2 separate regions of the Homo sapiens genome follow, and region 1 is linked to region 2. Evidence: read pairs that join two places in POLR2A ChIA-PET (ENCODE). Cell type or tissue: K562. All regions are shown on one strand. Links, peaks and the distances in the headings refer to the core of each region. The heading gives the core; the rest is flanking DNA.

Region 1 (6,471 bases), core at 671-5,670, 610 kb before region 2:
TTGCTGTGTGGCCCTGTGCAAATGACGTCACCTCGCTGACCTCACACAGAGGTACAGAATGAGGATTCAGAAGTGGGGGACAGACACAGCCATGGTGCAAATGTTTAGGGAGTATGGCGGGGGGGGTTCACATTTATTGAGCTTCTGCTCCCAACAACCTCACGAGTTAGGAATCCATACAAGGATAAAAACATTTATGTACTTCTGGTGAGTGTCAGGCACCAGTCACCGTCATAGGGTGTGGGATATGGCAAGGGACACGACAGACACTTTTCGTCCTAGTGGGGGAGAAACAATGAACATATTTTAAGTATGTTGGGGAAATTTGAATACAGAGTGAATAGTAAATGAAATTAACAACTGTGGCCAGGCGTGGTGGCTCACACCTGTAGTGCCAGCACTTTGGGAGGCTGAGGCGGGCACATCACTTTTGGAGATTGAAGACTAGCCTGGCCAACCTGGAGAAACCCCATCTCTACTAAAAATACAAAAATTAGGCTGAGAGTGGTCTAGCACTTCGGGAGGCAGAGGCGGGTGGATCACCTGAGGTCAGGAGTTCAAGACCAGCCTGGCCAACGTTGGTGAAACCCTATCTCTACTAAAAATACAAAAATTAGCTGGGCATGGTGGCGTGTGCCTTTAATCCCAGCTACTCAGGAGGCTGAGGCAGGAGAATCACTTGAACCAGGGAGACGGAGGTTGCAGTGAGCCAAGATCGCACCACTGCACTCCAGCCTGGGCGACAGAGTGAAACTCCATCTCAAAAAAAAAAAAAAAAGAAAGAAAAGAAAAGAAAAAGAAATTAACAACAATGTGAATGCCCTTAGGTGTGATAAAGGATGTGGTGTTTACAAGGAAGAAAAAGACCCACTAAAGTAATTTTGGGGGCTAAGATGTTATGACTTTCTCCAATTACATTCAAGTACAGGTCTCTGAGCATCCCCAACCTGAAAATCCAAAATCCAAAATGCTCCAAAATTCTAAACTTTTTTTTTTTTGGATGCACTCTTTCTCTGTCACCCAGGCTGCAGTACAGTGGGACAATCACAGCTCACTGCAGCCTCGACCTCCTGGGCTCAAAGGATCCTCCCACCTCAGCCTCCTGAGTAGCTAGGACTACAGGTATACGCCACCACACCCGACTAATTTTTGTATTTTTAGTAGAGATGGGGTTTTGCCATGTTGCCCAGGCTGGTCTCGAACTCCCGGGTTCAAGAGATCGGCCATCCAAAGCCTCCCAAAATGCTGGAATTACAGGTGTGAGCCACAGTGCTTGGCCCTAAACTTACGTGCTGACACGAAGCCACAAGAGGAAAATCCCCCACCTGACCTCATGTGACAAGTCACAAACAAAATGCAGTCAAAACTTTGTTTCATGCACAAAGCTATTTAAAATATTGTAGGCCGGGCACGGTGGCTCACGCCTGTAATCCCAGCACTTTGGGAGGCTGAGGCAGGTGGATCACGAGGTCAGGAGTTCAAGACCAGCCTGGCCAAGATGGTGAAACCCCATCTCTACTAAGAATACAAAAATTAGCAGGGCGTGGTGGTGGGCGCCTATAATCCCAGCTACTCGGAAGGTTGAGGCAGAGGATTGGAATTGCTTGCACCCAGGAGGCAGAGGTTGCAGTGAGTCGAGGTCGCACCATTGCACTCCAGCCTTGGCGACAAAGCAAGACTCCCATCTCGAAAAAATAAAATAAAAATAAAAAATAAAATATTGTATAAAATTCTTTTTAGGCATGTGTATGAGATGCATATGAAACATAAATGAATTTCATGTTTAGGCTTGGCTCCCATCCCCAAGATATTTCATTTATATGCAAATATTCAAAAAAAACTTTTTAAAATCAGAAATTCTAAACACTTCTGGTCCCACGTATTTCAAGTAAGGGACACTCAACCTGTACTCCCCACTCCCCGCCTCCACCCCACACACACAACAGAGCAAGTACAGCAAAAGTTTGAGAATCGCTGAACTGGGTACACATGATTTTCTGTATGTTTGAAATGTCTCGTAATCAAAAGTTGGAACGAGGGCCAGGCGTAGGGGCTCACGCCTGTAATCTCAACACTTTGGGAGGCCGAGGCGGGCGGATCACCTGAGGTCGGGAGTTCAAGACCAGTCTGGCCAACGTGTCAAAACCCTGTCTCTACTAAAAATACAAAAATTAACTGGGCGTGGTGGCGGGCGCCTGTAATCCCAGCTACTCAGGAGGCTGAGACAGGAGAATGGCTTGAACCCGGGAGGCAGGGGTTGCAGTGAGCGGAGATAGCGCCATTGCACTCCAGCCTGGACAACAAGAGCGAAACTCTGTCTCCAAAAAAAAAGGAAAGAAAAGATAAAATAATTAGAAGGCAATAAATGCTATGGGGAAAATTAGAAGGTGCTGATATGCCGGAATGATGGGGAAACTCGTTTAGCTGACAAAGAAAGCTTCTTAGAGGTGGTGACATTTGAGTGGGACAGCAAATGCCGAGGAGAGGGAGAGAGTCAGGGAAGGAGGTGGCCTGGGCCCCTCCTGGAGTACCACAGGGACGGACCACAGGCCAAGTTAGGAGTGGAGGGGAGGCTGAGGGGGGTAAAAGCCAATGAGAAGCAGGGTCGTGGGACAGGGGAGTGAGCAGGCCCAGGATTGGCTAGACTGAGGGCAAGAGGCGGGGCTCTGAGGAAGCGAAGGCTGGAATTGGCCGCCGGACACTCACAGTGCGGGAGGAGGCGGGGGCTGAGGGCGAGGTGAGCGAGACCATCTCCTGGATGGCGAGGCGTAGCTTGAGTCGGTGCAGCGGGTTGCTGATGCCGATCTCGCGCTGGATCTCCGTGTCTGACAGGTTGGCCATGATGGCACCGCTCTTGACATTGGCCCGGCAGGCGGCCACATACCAGGCAGGCATGCCCACCCACAGCTGCAGCGGAGGGACAGAGGGACAGAGGGGACAGAGGGACAGAGGAGGAGAAAATCGGAGAGATGGGGGAACAGGGAGGTGGGGAAAGGCAAGGGGGTGGGGAGCGAAACAGAGACGTGGGAAAGTTCGCAAGGAGAAGAAACAGGACAAGGAAAAGAGACGTGGACGAGATGAGGGAGAGTCCGAGGGAGACAAATAGGGAGAGAAACGGGGGGCGGGGGGCGGGTGGGGGAAGAGGGAGAGGGAGAGAGAAAGAGAGAGAGAGAGAAAGAAATAGAGAGAGAGAAATAGAGGGTGGGGAGAGACAGGAAGCCGGAGACAGGGAGACATCGGCAGGGCGATCGGAGACATGAGGAGAAATATGGGGAATGACAAAAGCGTGGTCAGAGATGGGAATGGTGCCGAAAAATAGAGACAGAGAATCCAGAAAGAGAGAGTAGAGAGAACGACAGGAGACCATGACCCAGGTGGGCAAGGCCAGAGTGGCAGGGGCAGAAGGAGAAGGAGAAAGAAACTGTTTAGGTGAACAGGAAGCCCGAGCCCTCCTGGGTCCTCACCTGCCAGGCCCATGGCCACCCCCACCTCTGGGCTAGAAGCAGGGTGCGCCAGGAGGACCAGGCAGCCCCTACCAGTGGGGCTGTCAGAGGGGTTGGGGACCAACAGTCAGGGCATTTCTGGGCCCCAGTACCTCCAGCCAGGACACCACGGTGGGCCCGTCCCAGGCAGCAAAAGGTAGGCCCTGGCGGCAGGCCTCCTCCAGGAGTTCATGCCTGTAAGGGTGAAGGGGCCAGGATAGAAGCTGTCAGGGATGGAGACCCCCTGCTCTGTGGATGGCCCCCATCAGCACACATACACACACACACACATGCACATACGCACACGCAGCTTTTATGAATGTACAAAACACGGCAGAAGGTCAAAAAATACATGTGAATCTGTAAATCCTCTCCCCCCAACCCCTATCAAAAGAGAGAACAAAATAAGAAAAACAAAAGAAACAAAAAATATAATATAAATGTAAAAAATACAAAAAAAATTTTTAAAAAAAGAAAGAAAAAATAAAAACTCTAGGAGCTCCTGGGTTTCCAGGCAAGCAAGTTCAGGATCACGGACACCTCCTCCCAGCATTGAATTCCCATTTCTGTTCACCACCACCACCGCTGCACACACACACTCACACACCCTCTCACACACACACACACTCATACACACACATACACGCACACACACACCCTCACACACTCTCACATTCACATACACACACACACGCTCACACTCACACACACTCACTTCCTCTTGTTCCTTCGGTCCTTGTCTCCTGGGCCTGTCAGCTTGGCTAGCCCCAGAGGGTCAGTGGCCAGTGTCTCATCTGAGGGTGTTCCAGCTGGAGGCAGGGAGGGGTCGAAATTTGGAAAATCTCAAGGGGGAGGCAGAATCTTTCATGCTGGAGGTGATGAGGAAAATGCCGGAAAGGCAGAGGCCCTGAGGGAGTAGTGAGTGAGGGCACATCGAGGAAGTGATAAAGGCAGACAAGCGCCCATGAATTGGAGTCATCCCCAAAATACGGCTGGATGCACTGGGATGCCCTTGGTAAGGTGGCAGTTGTATGCTGGTAAATGCCTAACAACCGGCTCCTTGGGGAGGCAGAAGGGAATCCCTGATTTGTAGCATTTGCCCATTTCCATGGTGTAAATAATCCCACCATGGCCAATTTCAAGCTACCAGTGTGATGTCAGCCAATTCCTGAAATAGCGGATCTCCTGAGCCAGTGCCAGCGGGCTCCAGCACACCACAGGAAGGTGCCCTGCTTTGAGGATGCCCCACCCTCTTCCTCTGTTTAAAAAATAGGTGGCTGGGCACGGTGGCTCACACCTGTAATCCCAGCACTTTGGGAGGCTGAGGCAGGCAGATCACAAGGTCAGGAGATCAAGACCATCCTGGCTAACACGGTGAAACCCCATCTCTACTGAAAATACAAAAAGTTAGCCGGGCGTGGTGGTGGGCGCCTGTAGTCCCAGCTACTGGGGAGGCTGAGGCAGGAGAATGGCATGAACCTGGGAGGCGGAGCTTGCAGTGAGCCGAGATAGCACCACTGCACTCCAGCCTGGGCGACAGAGCAAGACTCCGTCTCCAAACAAAAAAAAAAAAAAAAAAAAAAAAAAAAGGTAAATGAGTCTGTAATCCCAGCACTTTGGGAGGCCGAGGTGGGTGGATCATCTGAGGTCAGGAGTTCAAGACCAGCCTGGCCAACATGAGGAAACCCTATCTCTACTAAAAATACAAAAAAATTAGCCAGGCATAGTGGCGGGCGCCTATAGTCCCAGCTGCTCAAGAGGCCGAGGCAGGAGAATCGCTTGAACCCAGGAGGTAGAGGTTCCAGTGAGCCAAGATCGTTGCCACTGCACTCCAGCCTGGGTGACAGAGTGAAACTCCATCTCAAAACAACAACAACAAAAACCAAAAAACAACAAAAAAATAAGTAAAGGAAATAAATTCCTTTACCTACCCAGTCACCCAAGCAGGTCCCAGAGTGCCCTTTCCTTTTCCCTCCTCCTCCCGCCTACCTTGGCAAGCTGTGTTCCTTCCAAATTCTAAATAAATCACCAAATGAATGAAGACATGAATGGATGTCAAATGAACATACAAAGAAGAAAGAAAGGGAGGGAGGAAGGGAGGAAGGAACAAAGGAGGGAAGGGTTAGAGTGAGGTACTCACCCAGAGAAGAGCTGTCCCGGCCTGGGGGTCCCATTCGTCCCTTCTCTTTCTTGCCAAAGAGACGGCCTATGGATGACTTGATGCTCTTCTTCTTGGGGGCTTTGTGCAGAGAATCTGGGGTGCCCTCACTGGGAAAGCAGGAGAGAATGAGAGCATATGCTTGCTGAGATGCCCCCTCTCCTCCCAAGTCCTTGTCCACCCCCTTCTCATCTTCCCAAGCCAGCTTCTCCCTGTCCCTATCCCTTGTCCCTGCTGACCTTCCCCGTGGGGGTCCCCCATCTTCCAGGGACCCCGCCTGCAGTGCCAAGGCCTGGGTCATTCTCTCAAGACGGGCAGAGCGGGGAGTGGGTGGTGGGGTGTCTCCTGGGATGGCCGGCCCCTCCCCTCGTGGAGCTCCAGCTTCCTCCTTAGGGACATGATTCTGAGGACAGAGGGCACAGATGCTGGATTGAGTTCAAAGAGTCATGTCGGGGGCTCCTTATTAACTGAGATGTCTACTAAGGTGTGTGTGGGGTGACCCTGGTTTAGAACACAGTATACGAAGGTAGTCTAGCTCAAGTCAGGGTGAGTTGCAGAAACTTTTTTTTTTTTTTTTTTTTGAGATGGAGTTTCACTCTTGTGGCCCAGGCTGGAGTGCAATGGCACAATCTCGGCTCACTGCAACCTCTGCCTCCCAGGTTCAAGAGATTCTCCTGCCTCAGCCTCCCAAGTAGCTGAGATTAAAGGCATGTGCCACCATGCCCGGGTAATTTTTTTTTTTTTTTTGAGACAGAGTCTAGCTCTGTCGCCAGGCTGGAGTGCAGTGGCATGATCTCAGCTCACTGCAACCTCTGCCTCCCGGGTTTAAGT
Region 2 (6,471 bases), core at 507-5,506:
GTCCGGCGCGGTGGCTCACGCCTGTAATCCCAGCACTTTGGGAGGCCAAGGCAGGCGGATCACCGGAGGGCAGGAGTTTGAGACCAGCCTGGCCAACACAGTGAAACCCCGTCTCTACTAAAAATATAAAATTTAGCCAGGCGTGGTGGCATGTGCCTGTGCTCCCAGCTATTTGGGAAGCTGAGGCAGGAGAATCGCTTGAACCCAGGAGGCAGAGGCTGCAGTGAGCCGAGATCACGCCCCTGCACTCCAGCCTGGGCGACAGAGTGAGACTCAAAAACAAACCAACAAAAAAACCAAAAAATAAATCTTCGTTAAAATCTAGCAAACTGCCACCGATCATATCACAGAACGTTGTGTACTGGCTTTGTATGGAACATGTTAAATGCTGTTAAACTTCTCTGTTTCTGCCTACATAAGTGAAACCTTTTCTTCCCCACTTAAGAATCACCACATTCTTTCAGAGTCTGGCTATCTCAAACTTTGTGCTTGAGTAAACCCTGTTGTTTTGTTTTGGTGGTTTTTTTTGGTGTTTTGGTGTTTTGTTTTGGTGTTTTGGTGTTGTGGTGTTTTGTTTTGGTGTTTTTTAGAGACAGGATCTCACTCCAGGCCCAGGCTGGAGTACAGTGGCACAATCATAGCTCACTGCAGCCTCGACCTCCTGGGCTCAAGCTATCTTCCTGCCTCAGCCTCTCAAATAGCTGGGACCACAGGTGTATGCCACCACGCCCAGCTAATTAAAAAAAAAATTTATAGTGATGGGAGTCTCATTATGTTGCCCAGGCTGGTCTCAAACTCTGGGACTCAAGTGATCCTCCTGCCTCGGCCTCTCAAAGTGCTGAGATTACAAGTGTGAACCACCACACCCAGTCTTAAACTCAATTCTTTCTTTCTTTTTTTTTTTTTTTTTGAGACGGATTCTTGCTCTGTCACCCAGGCTGGAATGCAGTAGCGTAATCTCGGCTCACTGCAAGCTCTGCCTCCCGGGTTCACGCCATTCTCCTGCCTCAGCGTCCCAAGTAGCTGGGACTACAGGTGACTGCCACCACGCCCGGCTAATTTTTTGTATTTTTAGTAGAGATGGGGTTTCACTGTGTTAGCCAGGATGGTCTCGATCTCCTGACCTCGTGATCCGCCCTCCCCGGCTTCCCAAGTGCTGAGATTACAAGTGTGAACCACCAGGCCCAGTCCTAAACTCAATTCTTAATCATATTTCCTGCTTCTCATTGAGGTAGACGTAGGTGTTGTCTTCATTTCACAGATATACAACTTTAAGGTCCGAGAAGTTGAGTAACTTACCCAAAGCTACACAGCCTTGGTGGCACACTGGGATTCAAATATAAACAGCCCAGGCTCTTAACCACTGGACAATCCTGTTTCTAAACAGTCTTTGACTCTGATTTGTTATCTTATTTGATTATTTGTTTCCCTGTCAATAACATTTTTTATAGTTTTTATTGGGTTATACTGTACAAACATAAGATAACACGGCACCTGTAATCCCAGCTACTTGGGCAGCTGAGGCAGGAGAATTGCTTGAACCGGGAGGCGGAGGCTGCAGTGAGCTGAGATTGTGCCACTGCACTCCAGCCGGAGTGACAGAGTGAGACTCTGTCACAAAAAAAAAAAAAAAAAAAGAGACAACACGTTTCAAAAGTGTACAGCTTGATGAATTAATTCCAAATGAACACATCAGTTATGCTGCAACCAGGTTAAAAAAAAAAAAAAGAACATTCCCAGCCTCCCAAAAGCCCATCCCCATCCCTTATCCCGGGAGCCCTCATTCCCATTCCCTCCATCCCCAAGAAAACCACGACTCTTACTTCTCAGATTTGGTCATCAGAATTTAACTGCCGGCTCTGAATTCCAAAGGCATACTTAGAAGACGCCTTTGTGGAGCCAACAGAGGATCCTTAGTATGCATCACGCTCTTTTCTCTTTGTAAAAAAAGGTAAAATAAAACCCACAACTCTGTATTCTCTGCATTTAAAGAGAGTGAGGATTTTTGTCTCATTTAAATTAACAGCAGATGTGCAAACACACAAGTGCAAAGCCAGAGGGGAATTGGGACGACCCACTGGACGCGTTAAGGCAGCTACGTCACCGGGAACAGAGCAACGTGGTCCCCCCAGGGGCTGGCAGCAGTGTCATTGGTCAGTGGGGAACGTTTCAGCCACGGCTTTGAAAGATAAATCGGCCGGGCACGATGGTTCCCGCCTGTAATCCCAGCACTTTGGGAGGCTGAGGTGGGTGGATCACCTGAGGTCAGGAGCTCGAGACCAGCCTGACCAACACGGAAAAACCCTGTCTCTACTAAAAATACAAAAATTAGCCCGGCGTGGTGGTGCATGCCTGTAATCCCAGCTACTCGGGAGGCTGAGGCCGGAGAATTGCTTGAACAGGGGAGGCAGAGGTTGTGGTGAGCCGAGATCGCGCCACTGTACTCTAGCCTGGGCAACAGGAGCGAAACTGTGTCAAAAAAAAGAAAGAAGGAAGGAAGGAAGGAAGGAAAGATCAGAGTGTCCTAGACAATTGGAGATGGATGAGTTTTATTTATTTATTTATTTATTTATTTATTTAATTTATTTATTTTTTGAGAGGGAGTCTCACTCTGTCACCCAGGCTAGAGTGCAGTGGTGCGAGCTTGGCTCGCTACAAGCTCTGCCTCCTGGGTTCAAGCAATTCTCCTGCCTCAGCCTGAGTAGCTGGGATTACAGGAGCCCACCACCATGCCCGGCTAATTTTTATGGTTTTAGTAGAGATGCAGTTTCACCATGTCTGTCAGGCTGGTCTCGAACTCCTGACCTCATGATCTGCCTGCCTTGGCCTCCCAAAGTGCTGGGATTACAGGTGTGAGCCACCGTGCCCGGCCAAGTTTCAGTTATTTTAACTGCATGTGATATCAGCCCCAGATTGCAGCAGACAGATTCCAAGATGGCGCCTAATGATTCCCGCCACCCAGTGGTCACATCTTTGTGTAGTCTCCTCCCTATGGAATCAGGTTTGGCTTATGGGATCAAAGGAATGTAACAGAAGTGACAGTAAAAGAAATCTGAGACTAGGTCACAAAAGGCATTGCAACTTCCACCATAGATAACTTGCTTTGGGGGAAGCTGGCTGCCATGTTGTGAGGACACTCAAGCAGCTCTGTGGAGAGGAACCATCTTGCCAGCTCCAACATGCCAGCCATGTGAACAAGCCCAGGTGGCAAATCATCCAGCCTCAGTCAAGCTTTCAGATGACCACAGCCCCAGTTGATATCTGACTGTAACCACATGAAACACCAAACTCTGGACTCACAGAAATCATGAGATAATAAACAATGATTGTTTTGAGTTTGGAGATGATTGATTTATTTATTATTTATTTTTTGCGATGAAGTTTCGCTCTTGTTGCCCAGGCTGGAGTGCAATGGCGCGATCTCGGCTCACTGCAACCTCCACCCCCCGGGTTCAAGTGATTCTCCTGCCTCAGCCTCCCTAGTAGCTGGGATTACAGGCACCTGCCACCACAGCTGGCTAATTTTTTGTATTTTTAGTAGAGACGGTTTCTCCATGTTGGTCAGGCTGGTCTCAAACTCCCGACCTCATGTGATCCGCCCACCTCGGCCTCCCAAAGTGCTGGGATTACAGGCGTGAGCCACTGCACCCAGCTTGGAGATGATTTTTTAATGCAGCAATAGGTAACTGAATACACAAATGTTTACTGTTGTTCACCCATTCGTTCAGGCAACAGCTCTAGCTTTCTGAGGCCATATCACAGGAAAAGGCAGAATGCAGACGACAAAGAAGGCCATTTTTGGCTTTTGAATTTCAAAAGCCCTGGGCAGGGCAGACACAATAGATTTAGAGGAAGAGATTCCAGGGAGACTGGAGGAGCTGATAGGACATTAGAAATGTGGGACTGGTAGGCCAGGCGCGGTGGCTCATGCCTGTAATCCCAGCACTTTGGGAGGCTGAGGCAGGTGGATCATGAAGTCAAGAGATCGAGACCACCCTGGCTAACACAGTGAAACCCGATCTCTACTAAAAATACAAAAAATTAGCTGGGCGTGGTTGCAGGTGCCTGTAGTCCCAGCTACTCGGGAGGCTGAGGCAGGAGAATGGTGTGAACCTGGGAGGCGGGGCTTGCAGTAAGCCGAGATCGCGCCACTGCACTCTAGCCTGGGCAACAGAGTGAGACTCTGTCTCAAAAAAAAAAAAAAAGTGGGACTGGTGGTGCTGGGGCAAGGAGCCCAGATCTGGAGAGACCCCCTTGGACAAGAGAGAAGTCACCAGGTAGAGCCCTCCCTTCCAAATCTTGATGGAGGGAAGCCAGCCTGTCACCAGGGCAGAGAGCCTGCAGCAGCTGCACTAGGACCCACACTGAGCACCAGGCATTACCTAGGTTGAGGAGCTACGTAGACTCAGTGGGATGTGGTGGCTGCTCAGGATGGGTGAAAGGGACTCATACAACAGGTGGAAATTCAAGGGGGGGTCTTCAACCTGTTCTTGCACCATGGACCCTGAAGGGTCTCAGTGAACCACACCTCCAGATGTTTGCACCCTGTGGAGTCCCCTCCATGGGATATTGGGCTTGGCCAGTACAACATTATCAAACATGATGCAAGCAGAAGTTTGGTAAAGTACTTGTATGTTTGGGCTTGTCCTCTTGAAACTCTCCCTTTTGGGGTCCAAGCAGCCATGTGAAGAGACTACATGGAGAGAGATCATTGCAACCCTCCCAGCTACCCCACCACAACGCCAGATGTACAAATAAAACCATCTGGGAAGTTCCATTCCCTGGGGGCCGGGCACGGTGGCTCACGCCTGTAATCCCAGCACTTTGGGAGGCCAAGGTGGGCAGATCAGGAGGTCAGGAGTTTGAGACCAGCCTGACCAACATGGTGATACCCCCATCTCTAAAAAAAATATACAAAAATTAGCTCGGCGCAGTTGTGCATGCCTGTAGTCCCAGCTACTTGGGAGGCTGAGGCAGAAGAATCGCTTGGACCCAGGAAGCGGAGGTTGCAGTGAGCCAAGATCATGCCACTGCACTCCAGCCTGGGTGACAGAGTGAGACTCCGCCTCAAAAAAAAAAAAGTTCCAGTCCGTGCCACTACCTGACTCCAATTTGACCAGAGACTCCAAGAGAAATGAGATGAACAGAAGAACTGCCTTGCAGAGCCCAGTCAACACATGGTATCATGAAAAATAATAAATCGTTGTTTAAGCCACTACATATTGGGGGGATTTTTTTTAATGCAGTAATGAATAACTGAAATATTTCTTTAGCAGGCCTTGGGCCTTGTTGAGAAAGATTAACTGAACTCTGGATATAATGCAAACAGTGTATACTTCCTATGTTATTCGACATCAGTGCTTCCCAGGGTAACACTTTGCAACACACCTGAACTGTGCAAAAGCCACTAGCCACATGTGGCTATTGAAGACTTGAAATAGAGAGTGTAACTGAGAACTGAATTTTTTGTTTTTTATTTCATCTGAATTAAATTTAAATAGCTAAGTGACTGGTGGCTACCTTATTGGACATTAGGGCTCTAAGGGCACTGTCTAACAAGACCACTTAAGTAGCATCTGATATTCTAGGAATGGGGAGGCAAATTTTTTTCTATAAAGGGTCAGATAAATATTTAAGGCTTTGAAGCCATGTGGTCTCTGTTACCACTACTCAACTCTACTGGTGTCATGCAAAAAGCTCATAAGTGATAATAAGATAACACATAAATGAATGTATGTGACTATGTTCCCATAAAACTTTATTTACAAAAATGGGCAGAATTTGATCTGTGGGCCACAATTTGCCAACCACTACTCTGGGGGAATTTGTATGACTTTCTATTGATTAAGGGTCTAAACTCTGTAAAGTTATATGTTAACTTGTTCAGAACCAATGCATCGAAATTATTGTTTTTTGGGTAGACATAAAATCCCAAAAGTTATTGTTCTGAATGTTATTAACTGTTTTTCTCTATAAATTCATCATTTTCATCTAGAATTCTCTCTTTTTCTTTTCTTGAGACAGAGTGTCGCTCTGTCACCCAGGCTGGAGTGCAGTGGTGCAATCTCAGCTCTCTGTAGCCTCCACCTCCTGGGTTCAAGTGATTCTCCTCAGCCTCCCAAGTAACTAGGACTACAGGCTCGCACCACCATGCTCAGCTAATTTTTTTTTTTTTAATAGAGGCAGGGTTTTGCCATGTTGCCAGGCTGGACTTGAACTCCTGACCTCAGATGATCTGCCTGCCTCAGCCTCCCAAAGTGCTGGGATTCCAGGCGTGAGCCACTGTGCCTGGCCTGTCCTATCCTCCTTTGAACAAGTCTGTCATTCTTTTGGTTCTCCCATTAATGTATTAAATAAATCCTAGATGTGTGCTTACTATATATTTGTATGAATCATGTTTTTAACTGTTTTTTGAATATTATACCCTGACAATACCTTCTCAAAAAAGTTAAGTGTATAAAAGAAAATTCA

The links. ChIA-PET counts read pairs that join two places held together with the same protein. Peaks named below come from ENCODE experiments on the same cell type or tissue, not always from the same donor. Only the 100,000 strongest peaks of a DNase experiment are listed, where the experiment ranks them.
Region 1: POLR2A ChIA-PET joins it to region 2 with 5 read pairs; 2 of 35 experiments call an interaction of 5 or more read pairs at or near these places.

Annotation. Positions count from the first base shown.
Region 1 is chr19:49,139,240-49,145,710 of GRCh38, reverse strand. It overlaps PPFIA3 (PPFI scaffold protein A3), which reads right to left. Exons shown (of 30, transcript NM_003660.4): 17 at 5,880-6,043; 18 at 5,623-5,750; 19 at 4,198-4,291; 20 at 3,596-3,677; 21 at 2,707-2,907. Among named protein-coding and RNA genes, the nearest start is that of HRC, 13 kb to the left of the region's middle. RefSeq lists an enhancer at 3,466-4,059. In K562, for the core only: no CTCF peak of the experiment used is centred there; a DNase peak (open chromatin) is centred at 2,620; H3K4me3 peaks cover 494 bases.
Region 2 is chr19:48,525,932-48,532,402 of GRCh38, reverse strand. No RefSeq gene overlaps it. Among named protein-coding and RNA genes, the nearest start is that of LMTK3, 17 kb to the right of the region's middle. In K562, for the core only: no CTCF peak of the experiment used is centred there; no DNase peak of the experiment used is centred there.